Regions from separate parts of the Homo sapiens genome. Here all the other regions are linked to region 1. A link is an interaction called in ENCODE POLR2A ChIA-PET data of the cell type or tissue named here. Cell type or tissue: Panc1. All regions are shown on one strand.

Evidence for each region. ChIA-PET counts read pairs that join two places held together with the same protein. Peaks named below come from ENCODE experiments on the same cell type or tissue, not always from the same donor. Only the 100,000 strongest peaks of a DNase experiment are listed, where the experiment ranks them.
Region 2: POLR2A ChIA-PET joins it to region 1 with 5 read pairs; 3 of 35 experiments call an interaction of 5 or more read pairs at or near these places.
Region 3: POLR2A ChIA-PET joins it to region 1 with 6 read pairs; 2 of 35 experiments call an interaction of 5 or more read pairs at or near these places.

Annotation. Positions count from the first base shown.
Region 1 is chr2:127,151,510-127,155,509 of GRCh38, forward strand. No RefSeq gene overlaps it. Among named protein-coding and RNA genes, the nearest start is that of BIN1, 46 kb to the left of the region's middle. In Panc1, no CTCF peak of the experiment used is centred here; a DNase peak (open chromatin) is centred at 2,302.
Region 2 is chr2:127,279,228-127,283,227 of GRCh38, forward strand. ERCC3 (ERCC excision repair 3, TFIIH core complex helicase subunit) reads right to left here. Exons shown (of 15, transcript NM_000122.2): 9 at 1,220-1,404; 10 at 1-148. Among named protein-coding and RNA genes, the nearest start is that of ERCC3, 13 kb to the right of the region's middle. In Panc1, no CTCF peak of the experiment used is centred here; no DNase peak of the experiment used is centred here.
Region 3 is chr2:127,704,962-127,708,961 of GRCh38, forward strand. WDR33 (WD repeat domain 33) reads right to left here. Exons shown (of 22, transcript NM_018383.5): 21 at 3,716-3,931; 22 at 1-1,591. The coding sequence ends at 1,362. It overlaps SFT2D3 (SFT2 domain containing 3), which reads left to right. Exons shown (of 1, transcript NM_032740.4): 1 at 1-281. Among named protein-coding and RNA genes, the nearest start is that of SFT2D3, 5.5 kb to the left of the region's middle. In Panc1, no CTCF peak of the experiment used is centred here; no DNase peak of the experiment used is centred here.

The sequences.
Region 1 (4,000 bases):
TGTAAGTTCAGAGTCAGGTCAAATACAGACAACCTTACAAAGGGGGATCTTCCAGAGAATCACCAGACAGGTCAAATAATGACAGCTCTCTGGTAATGGGCCTTTAACGAGCTCCAGGCCAATTCTGTTCCCTTAGGTGGCTGCCACCATGCTAATTTTCACTGTTAGTGTACGCTTTAATTTTTCAAGGTTACCATGGGGATGGGACTAGGATAAATTAAAATGTCACAAAGCTTTTTTTCTTACCAGGATTCTGCCACTTTTCTTAAATATTAACACTACTTGGATTGTTGCAATTTAATTTCCAAAGTTCAAAAAAAAATTGGCTCTGATAATTTTTGTCAATTTTCTCATTGCTTTTATGGAGAGACTTTTCAGAGGTCCTAACTCTGCCACTTCCTTTTTTTTTTAAATAGACAGAGTCTCAGTCTTGTCAGGCTGGGGTGTAGTGGTGCAATTATGGCTCACTGAAGCCTTGACCTCCCAAATGCAAGCAATCCTCCCGCCTCAGCCCCCTGAGTACCTGAAACTACAGGTACATACCACTATCCCTGGCAACTTTTTTTTTTTTTTTTTTTTTTACCAGAGATGGGGTAACCCCTACCAGAGACAGGGTCTCACTATGTTGCCCAGGCTGGTCTCTAACTCTTGTGGGATGAAGTGATTCTTCTGGCTCGGCCTCTCAAAATGCTGAGATTACAGGCATGAACCACTGTGCCCAGCCCTAACTCTGCCACTTTCACCAACATCCACTTTGTATTTTGCATTCTACTCCACAGTATATCCGAGCACATTCACATAACCTAATTCGGTTTACATTATTTAGCATGCAATGAAATCAACTCTCTAGAAAGATACGCTAAGTCTATTCTGGGGCTTCACACTCCCAGCATACTCCCAAGTAGTTCAGCTCATTATAACTTTCTAATTATGTGTTGTCTTCTCCACATCCTGTACCTCCCGGGTGCAGGAATAAGTAAGTATCCTTCATTTCTGTCAACTGTGGCTGGCACAGAACTGAGGAAATCAGGTGGGTGTAAATGTGGAACCAAAATGAGTGGCCCAACTTCTTATTTATCTAAATGTCCCAACATGGAGCAGGACATGCCAATAACACCTGGGGAAAATGCCCAGATAACTTCACTAGACTGAGTTCAATACTCATTTCTCAGCTCTGATGTAAACCTCAGTCATTCCCAAACCGCGTATTTTCTGCCATAGGCTGTAAGAGATTTCCTGATGGGAATCGCCATCTTGAAAATATGGGTTAGAAGCCTCAGATGCTAAGAGAGACATTGCTTTCCAAATGAATAGAAAGTAGACTAGAGAGTGGCTGTTTCCATGGACGTTTCCTTCACAGATTTTTACAGTTTTTTTCTCTGAACTCAAATAGCAGTTGCTAAAAAGAGTAATCTGAACAGTGACTGTCAATGGCATGCCACAGTCCCACCAGGGCACATATAAATACATATAAATGTCTGTATAAGATTAAAGTCGACTGGGCACGGTGGCTCACACCTGTAATCCCAGCACTTTGGGAGGCCGAGGCAGGTGGATCACCTGAGGTCAGCAGTTTCCTGACCAACATGGTGAAACCCCATCTTGTCTCTATTGAAAATACAAAATTAGCTTGGCATGGTGACACATGCTTGTAATCCCAGCTAAGTGGGAGGCTGAAGCAGGAGGATCACTTGAACCTAGGAGGCGAAGGTTGCAGTGAGCTGAGATCATGCCATTGCACTCCAGCCTGGGCAACGAGCAAAACCACATCTCAAAAAAAAACACATCCCAACATTTTGGGAGGCTGAGGCGGGTGGATCACCTGAGGTCAGGAGTTTGAGACTAGCTTGGCCAACATGGTGAAACCCTGTCTCTACTAAAAATACAAAAGTTAGTCAGACGTGGTGGCAGGCGCCTGTAATCCCAGCTACATGGGAGGCTGAGGCTGCAGAATCTCTTGAACCCAGGAGGCGGAGATTGCAGTGAGCCGAGATCACACCATTGCACTCCAGCCTGGGCGACAAGGGCAAAACGCCATCTCAAAAAAAAAAAAAGATTATAAAGTCAGCAAGAGGTGATCTTTTATGTTCAGCCTTGATGCTGTTGTTGAACACACACACACACAGAGAGAGAGAGAGAGAGAGAGAGTTCTTTTGCCAGTTAGTTCAAATGCATGGGTGATGATTATTTGTGATTAAGATACCGCAGTTTCTTGGCCACTGTAATGGACATTTGATATTTAGAGACCACCCAGTCAAGGGAGCGCCCTTCCTGTCTATCTGGTGGGAGTCTTGCTTTACTTGGTGAGAGCCAGGCTTTGCCTACTACTATGTGGCTGGAGGAAACCAGGCACTCTTCCTCCTCATGCCCTGGTAGCCAGAGGAGGTCGCATGACTCAAGCTTGGCTGGCCTGGTGTTTCTGCCACAATCACAGAGCTGGTGAGATCATCTATCCCAGCAGAGGCTCTGAGGATCCAGGGGGGTGCAGGGGGTGTTAATTGGAAATGGAGCCAGCCGACCAGCCCCCTCCAGATGGCCTCTAGGACAGGGCCTGTGTAGTCCTCAGGCCCATGGGCCACCCTGGGTTCCTGCACACTTTACTGACTGGCTCCCCCGCCCATCCCTGCACCCTACTCCCCGCCCCAGTACTCTCCAAACCAACCCAGCTCTCTTCAGGCAGCCAGGGTCAGGTATGGCTGCATTCCTTCCTCAGGCCCCTGGCCATTTCCTATTTTTCTTATGAACAGTCTAAGGACCAAGAGCCCGCTGGCATAGGATGTGTGATCCTGAGTTTAAGCAAGAGTGGAGTTTCAAGTTTTTGGAGATGGTGGGCTCACCGTAAGTTTCTGTAACACCCACCAAGTGCACACGTGGGGCCTCTGGATTCCAGAAGCTTTTTCATAGTTCCCCAGTGCTGTGTGGCCAGCCCCTGTTTGTACTGATTCCTTACATCCTCCTCCACAGCTCAGATCTCAGAGCCTTGCCTTGAAGCATCCTGGAAACCCTAACCCACTTGATGATCACTGTCCTGCTAAGTGAGTGACCCTGGGGTCTCAGTGGGAACCCCGGCATAGGGCAGGCCTGGGTGCAGCTCTGCAGGCTGATCGTGAGGTTCTCCAGAGGCCAAAGAAGCTGATGGCAGGTGGGCAGTGAGGCCAAGGAGCTGAGTCCTGGGGGCTTCACTAGGAACCTGGAGGAGCTTCCAGTGGTTTCTCCTGTGGGTGGAGGTGGGACGAGAGACGTTCCTAAAGAGAGAGGTCTAGAGAACACAGCTGTCAGCAAGGTCCCAGGTAAAGGGCACATGCCTCTGCATGTTTAATTTTCATATTCCCAAATAACAGCTTTTCTCTCTTTTTTTTTTTTTTTTTTTTGAGATGAAGTCTCATTCTGTTGCCAGGCTGGAGTGCAGTGGCGTAATCTCAGCTCACTGAAACCTCCACCTCCAGGGTTCGAGCAACTCCCCTGCCTCAGCCTCCTGAGTAGCTGGGACTACAAGCACACGCCACCATGACTAGCTGATTTTTTTGTATTTTAGTAGAGACGGGATTTCCAGATGTCGGCCAGGGTGGTCTCAATCTCCTGACCTTGTGATCTGCCCAACCCGGCCTCCCAAAATGCTGGGATTACAGGCATGAGCCATCGCACCCAGCCTCACTCCAGTTCTTTTAATAGGAAGTAAAGCAACAGTTCTCCCACCCCATGCCAAGAAATTCTGTAACCCCTTGTCCAGTCACTACTGTGATTGATTCCAAATGAGAAACACTGCCAGGAAGACCAAGCACTGCACCGAATACCTCCAACACTCACGGGTTAGGGTTTAGAGGCCTTGAGAAGACAGGGATTGAACATTCTGCATGAAAAACTGTAGAAATCTTATCTGAAACCCCAACATAGAAAAAAAAATGGAAAGAGCAACAAGACACTCAAATATATTTGATGAGTTCCATATGAAGTTATTCTACCAGTTCAATTTGTAATGTGCTGCTAAGGGGGTGGGACC
Region 2 (4,000 bases), 130 kb after region 1:
TAATCTTGTCATTCCTCCTTTCATGAAACTTGATCAGAAACTGGCAAGCTCTAAATTTGTTGGGGTTCATGGTGTACAGCAAGATTCGTTTCTTGGTTTTGATTGCCACATATTCCCGGTAAAATTCAGGAGACATAGGGCACCAGACCTGTAATACAGTAAGAACCAGGGGTCATTTTACAAGTTTAAACACCACACAATTTAAAACTTTTGAAGACCTTTCTCTAGCAGAATTAGCTTTAAAACAAAACCAGTCAGGTGCAGTGGCTCATGCCTGTAATGCCAGCAGTTTGGGAGGCTGAGGCAGGCAGATCACTTGAGGCCAGGAGTTCAAGACCAGCCTGGCCAACACAGTGAAACCCAGTCTCTACTAAAAATACAAAAATTAGCTGGGTGTGGTAGTGCATGTCTGTAATTCCAGCTACGCAGGAGGCTAAGGCAGGAGAATCACTTGCCCAGGAGGCGGAGGTTGCAGTGAGCCAAGATCACGCCACTGCACTCCAGCCTGGGTGACAGAGTGAGACCCTGTTTTAAAAAAAAAAAAATGCTATGTGAATTAGAAATCAGTACAACTGAAAATAAATGCATGCACAAAACTAAACCCAACCTAATACCTCCTATTGAACTGGACGTTTTCACATGTTAACCACTTAAAAGATTTTTAAATGCAATCACATCCAGGGAGTTATTTTCACACCAGCTGCAAGTGTGCGAAACCAGATTCTCAATTGGTAGTGTCAGCAATTCTTCCATTTAAGCCACACTTCCACACACGAGTCAGCACTGCTACTGAGTACCGCCACCTCTTCACACACTTCCCAGCAGGGCTGGGAGCATATCAGTTAGGCGCTTGGGGCTATCAGAGCAAAGCCCTTTGCTGCCAGGCTCCCAGGCAGCACTGTGGTATCAGGGGCCTTCATTCATCCCTGTGCCCTGAATGCTAATCCTCACCCACAGAAATCCATGACTGGTAAACCCCATGGCTAGGAAAAAGAATCATCACAAATTCAGGGGTATGTGAGATATGTGACAAGACAGAAGATATGCAGCAAGTGGGTCTAGTACCACCCAACCACAGGGTGACTGAGGATCCTGTATGAAGTGGTAGCAGGTGAGCCTAAGTCCTGACCTGTGTCTGCCCATGAGGAATCGATCTGATCACTCCCCTGCCCATAGGAGGAGGCCCTTTCCCAGACGCCCCCAGCCCAGGCCCAGCTACCTCAGCACACTGGACTTTGGCGATGTAGCCATTATTCTGCAGCTCCATCCAGTTGGCTTCGTAGAGCTTAGGCCCAATCAGAAAATTTAAATCCACAATTTTGTCATCTTCGCGGACGAGGGTCGCAGTCAAACCCAGCTTACAGTGGGCCTGCACGATGGTGAGCACCCTTCGGAACATCTTGGCTGAGGAAACAATGGGAGCATTCACACTGTCACTTTTCTTTCTTATTTTTTATTTATTTATTTTAAAATATTTTTTGTAGAGATGGGGTCTCATTATATTGCCCAGGCTGGTCTTGAACTCCTGGCCTCAAGCAATCCCCCTGCCTTCGCCTCCCAAAGTGCTGGGATTACAGACGTGACCCACTGCACCCAGCCTACACTGTCACTTTTTCAAATGCTCATAGCTGTGCAACTTAACACTGGCTTATGACACCACCTGAACTAACCCTTGGGTTTCAGGACCACAGAAGCTGGCTCTAGACAAGAATGACTAGGCAAATGCTTCACCATCACTTTTAGACCTGTCCAAAAGAAAATGAAAAGGAGAACAAGAGGGTGAAATGAGCTTAAGGAATCTCCAAGTTAATGAATCCCAGCATTCCCCTCACAACAGTTATCAGTAGAAGTACAGATGGCAATTTGAAATACAACCTGCAATACTTACTATTAATACCATTAAGCTCTAAATTACGCAAAGAATTTTCCCCTAACACTTGTACCCAGGTTACTGAAAAGAAAGTTGACAATCTAGGGAGAGGAAGAAATGAAAGAAGCCAGCTCTTCTCAGCTTCCCATCATTTTCCCAGAAACCGAGAAGAAAGCCAAGCCCACGGGAGTGATGAAACTCCAGGAACTGTTCGCCCAAGCCCTCCGGCCCGCCTTAGGAAACTCCCCTCTCCAAACTTTACCAATTCAATCACTTTGGTCAACCAGCAACCTCTTTTTCTTCCTTTCTTTTGAACATTATAATTCTCTCTGGTTTATCAAATAAAATAAACACATAAAGGGTATGAGTTATTCATTTTTAAAAAACCTAATTTATGGATTTCCACGGGCTCACCTTTTAAAAATTCTAATACTCTGAAGCAAGGTTAAAATGTTTGAGTCATGCTTATCTTACAATATAATTGAAAGTAGGGCTAATGATATTTCAGAAATAAATAGACACAAAAATCTAAGGAAAAAGAGGCCTGAATGCACCAAAACACAAAGACGTTCACAGTGAAATAACATAGGGTTGCCTAACTCTAAGTAAATGTTTAGTTTTTACATCTACATGGTTTGCACACAACACCACATGCAAACACACACACACAAACACACACACACACACACAACACAGAAAACAAAATCAGCTCAGGGTTATGTCTAAGGAAAGACTGTGCTGGCTCCAAAATACAGTAGCCAAGAACCTCAGACCAAGCTCCCCATGTTAGAGGGAAATGGTAGTCAAGGCAATGGCTACACCAACCCAGTGTGGGCCCCAGAGAGGCAACACTGGGGGACATACTGACCCAAGACAAGGATAAGGCAGGTAGGACTCTGCCTGGACACCCGTGACCCCATCACACCCCTCTATTACACTCTCCTACAGCCCTGACAGCTGTCACAGGTGAATAACTCACAGCATACTACTCAATATATTTTTACAGACATGCAGCTGTGGAACCACCTAGATCAGGATATAGAGAACCAGGCACCCAGAGGTCTCTCCCCTGACCCCTTCTGTCAATAACTAGCACTCTTCCTTGAGGGAAACACTCCTCTGACTTCTGAGAGGGGTCTGCCTCCTTTCTGAACTTTGCATGAATGAAATCATAGTATGCACTTTTGTGTGTGGCTTGTATCACTCAACATTATGTCATGGTTGTCATTTGGCATTTATTTGTGTGGTTACTTGGCTGTCCCTTCCACTTTGTCTCCAGTGCCAAGTACAGTGCCTAAACTTAGTAGGTTCTCAATAAATACCTGTAGAAATAATGAAACTGGCACAGTACCTAGCACACAGGAAGCACTTAATATACACAAGTACCATAATATGAATCATTAATAAAAAGGCATAACAGAGCTCCTTTTGAAAAATCTGTAAAACAGCACAGCAATCTTTATCCTTTGAGATAAATCTCAAAGATTGATCACTCCACCTAACCCAACACAGCAGACGTTAAGACAGTCAGGAGACTTACTGTGACTTCCTAGCATTCCCTTATTTAACATTTGCTCTCTGGGACAATGAGCATGGCCAGGCCACTGGGCTTATGGGGCCTGTACTCAAAAATCCCTTAGAGTTTGTTGGTTTCACTCCGCAACTCAACCAAAGACTAACTCATCCAGTGAACTAGACGAGAGACAGACAAACTCACAGACATATGTGAGTGTGAGATGCACCTTTTTGTACTTGTTCATCAGATAACCAATCCCAAATCTGTGCTGTTGTCCCCTGGAACCTGGGACCTGGGGCTTGGGTTAAAGAAAAACATGAACGTGTACCAAACATATAGTCAGACAGAATGCCTCAAGCCCTGAACACAGCTTCCAACCAAACTGCTACAGAACAATTCCAGACTCCTTTGTGGGTAGTGATTCTCTGTACCATCAATTTTCAATCCTAGCAGACCCAATACCCACCCTTCCACCTTTTTTCTTTTGAGTTTTTAAATTCTCACAGTAAAACTGACTTGGGGCGGGGGGTGGGGGGGGCACTTCTATGCATTTTAACATATTTACATTTTTGTAACCAGCACCACAATCAGGGTACAGATAAAGACAGCATCCC
Region 3 (4,000 bases), 550 kb after region 1:
GCATATGCCTGTAGTCCTAGCTACTAGGGAGGCTGAGGCAGGGTCAAAGCTGAAGTGAGCCGTGATTGCACCACTGCACTCCTGGCTGGGTGACAGAGCAAGACTCTGTCAAAAAAGGAAAAGAAAAAAAGAAACTTCCAGCACCACTAAATTTGCCAAATAAATTTGACTGATGCCAAAACTGAAGCTGCCAATGTAATGAAATGTTAAGGTGGCCATAGGACAGTCCTTTTAATAAAAGCTTCCATGTAAAACCAAAATAAAGGTCAGTATAGAAAGTATCATGGGGTATATAACAAACTGAATTTTTGGCTTCCAATCCAAACTGGGCTAAATGGTATGTTTATTTTAAACAAGGAATTTGCCATGGACAAGATCTATCTGGCTTACTGTGAGTTAGAAGTACGCCCTGCCGTAACACTGGTATTTCCACATAGTATGGAAGAGGAAGAGAGGAAAACTTAATTAAGTGTTGCAAAATTGTTTGAGGACCTATTTTGGTCCATTCCTTATCAACTCCATGTGTGATTTCAAGTTATCTAAAGGGCATGTGACTTTATTTCTGACTAACATCAAGTTCCTCTCCTCATCATAACAAGGCGATTCAAACCTAAACTGTGATTCTTAGGAGATGCTTCCAAGGGGAAGCTCCCTCGTTGGACATCCAGAAGATTGCATTTTCTCTTCAGAGTACAATTTTCCATCTGTCAGAGCATGTCTGAATAAAAATTTGAACCTACTACAAACTACATTAGAATAATTTTCAAGTATTTTTCTGTCACAAAAATGGTGTGACAGAATGTGTTGAAAAACACAAAGTTCACAGCTGAGATTAATTTAGATAACCTAGTGGTTAATATGCTCATGAACATCAGCAACAACCGTGCATTCCTTGGCAGATGGGATGCGATGGAAACCAAAGGTTTCCTTAAGGCAAGCACTTCACAACTAGTTTTCTGTCAATTCTTGCGTAAATCACATTCTGTATTCATACAAAAACTTTGTTTTTCTCTGACAAACTGTACACATAGAAACAAATTTCCAAATGGACAGGAACTTAAATTTGTGGAGATGCCCCATGTCTTGTGAGACTTAAAAAAAAGAAAAAGATCCCAGCTTTTATCTTCACAAAACAACATGGGAGTTGGGGCAATGAGGGTGGACAGGACAGGGCCAGCCAGGCTGGTAGCTGGCAGCAGTCTCTTCATCTTGAAGACCTCATTGAGGGTTCCTGGGATTCAGGTGCCCAGAAAAGAGTTCAGGGCTACAATGGTGCAGGCTTCCTTTTGTTTCTCTTGGTGAGTCCACAAGAAGTTCTTACATACTGTCCAGAGAGGCCTCAGGGTACTCAGTTCCAGCTTCTACCGACCCCTTCCACCACCCCGTGAAGCTCCTCGCCTCGGCGGGCCAGAGTTCATGTTACTCCCTCTACCCCAGTTACTGCCACTCCGGCCCCCTCGAGAAGGGGTGCCACTGCCTGGAGGGCCCCCAAAAGGTTCATCTCTGTGGTATCCATCGTGGTGCTCTCCGTCTAAGGAGCTGGAACGCCCAGATTTGGGCACTCTCTGAGCAGGTCCTGGGCCCCCTCGGCCTGAAACAAAGAAAATTTCACATGGGACTTTTTGTATTAGCAACTGTTTGTCAGTAACTCCCAGTACAAACTTTACTCTCTGATGACAATGGACCAGTTCTGGTGGGTGCCAGGGAGACTGGCAGTGGTATTCAGCGTACTGAGAGGTGTGCCTCTACCCTTTCCTGACCCTGCCTCCCCCTTCCTGGCTCATGGCCATGGGCCTCAGCATCAGCCAGATCCATGCCCCCAGGGCTGTGTGACAGACGACAGGAAGCCAAGAGATGAGCAAGGAGCACCTTCAGGGAGACCCGGGCCACACTGGGCCATGTCCCAGGCCATGGGAAGTGTATCTGCCTGCTCCCAGCCACCAGGGTATATTGAGGGAAGGTTTGAATATACTGACTTAACTTTGGAAGTACACACTGCTAATGTTAATAAAAAGTGCTCCAACTAGGACAAGCGTTCACTGGGACTGTCCCGTGACATGTGGCACTTTTGGCTTCCTTTTCATAATTAGTAAAATAAAGTATTTCTTGAAAAAACAAAAGAAAAGCACAAAAACCCAAAAACCCCACAAAACACTGGCTTTCAGGTTCTATCACCGAGGCACAGCTTAACCTGCTTCAGACTAGTATGCACAAATGTTTAGGTACTATTAAAATTCTTTCATTCTGTTGCAGCTTGAGAATATATTTAAAAAAAAAAAAAAAAGAAAAAAAAGAAAGGAAAAGGAAAAAAAATTCTATCTTGTAAGATTTTTTTCCTCAGGAAATGATAGGATTTGGTCACATCTCCCATAATGCACTCTCAGAAGATGACTGCAAACTCTCCGCTGTCTCATATTTTGTAATAGAATATGAATCTAGCTGAGATGAAGTTAGGAGAGCCAGCCAAAGGAACAATCTTGGCTTCTTTTCTTAGAAAGTGCAGCTTCAACCCACCTGAGGCACCTGGGCAGAGTGTCAGCTACTACATCATTCCCATGCTAACTGCATGTCCTTGACCAGAGGGACCTAATAATGGTGTGCTGAGTGCCCAAGAAAGTCAGCCAAGGTCACAGCACACTGGCTAGTAGTACAATGTGTTTATGCAGGGTGATCTATTGATGATACATAAGGTAATTTCTGAGGGTTTTGTTGAGACAAACAACTATCAAGATCAAATGGCAGGCCAGGCATGGTGGCTCATGAGAGGCCAAGGCAGGTGGATCACTTGAGGCCAGGAGTTCGAGACCAGCCTAGCCAACATGGCAAAAGCCCATCTCTCTAAAAACACAAAAGCATGGTGGCGCACACCTGTAGTTCCAGCTACTGGGGAGACTGAGGCACAAGAATCACTTGAACCTGGGAGGCGGGGGTTGCTTGCAGTAAGCCAAGATCACACCACTGCACTCCAGCCTGGGCGACAGAAAAAAACCCAAAAAGACCAAATGGCAGAACTCTGTACTGGAAGGACCGTCCATACAGACAGGCCAACTTCAGGAGCAGAGCACAAGCTGGGGCATGCGGGGAGCAGCCTTCCCAGAAGCTTCCGAGCCACACCACCTATGCACCTCCCCCGCTGCCTTGCAACCAGAGTTGTATAGTCAGCCTTCAGAGGCAACTACTCCTGGCTAAAGTTAGTGCTGCCTATAACATAAAGCTCCACAGTTCCCAGTTGAGGAGATAATCTACTGTGCCCCTGGAAACACTGCCCATAGACCATGTTTCCCAAAGTCTCTGTGACTTTGAGCACAAGCAGTGTTCCTCTAGACCCAGGCTAAAAAAACCAACAGACCACCCAGGAGAGGACAACTCTTCCCCTCCCACTGAGAGCCCTTGAGGGTTCCAAGCAGCCTTGTGGAGGGCAGACTGCCAAGGAGAGCAGGGCTCCCAGACAGCAAGCCGAGCAGAGAGTGCTGGGGCATCTTGGCAGAGGGCTGAAGTGAAAACCTCAAGTGAACAGGGATTCCCGGAGGCAAGTGGAGTCCTGTGCAGGGCTGAGTTGCAGTCCACCAGATGACAGCTCGTGTGGCACTGGCACCACATTTAGGAGCATGTGCCTCTGCACAGCCCAGGCTGCAAGGGCATGTGCAGCAGATACAGGCAAGGCCTCCATCGGCCCCTGCATCTCCTGGAACCATAACCACTGGCCTGCTCTTACCTTTGCCTCCTCGGTCTTCAGAAGGGCCTCCTGGGGCCTCCATCTCTCTGTGCTCAGAAGTGCCTGGGCCATCATGCCAGGGGCGCTTTCGGGGAGGTAGGGATGCCATGTCCATGCCTTGGAGAGAAGAGGAGCGTTCTCTGCTGGCTGGGGAATGACCGTCGTGAGGGGGATGATCAGGGCGGGGAGTATCACGAAAATGTTCATGACCTGGCCCTGAAACAAGAAACAAATCTCCTTACAGGAAAGCACAGTGTGACCAGAAGTAGATGGGAATGACACTGT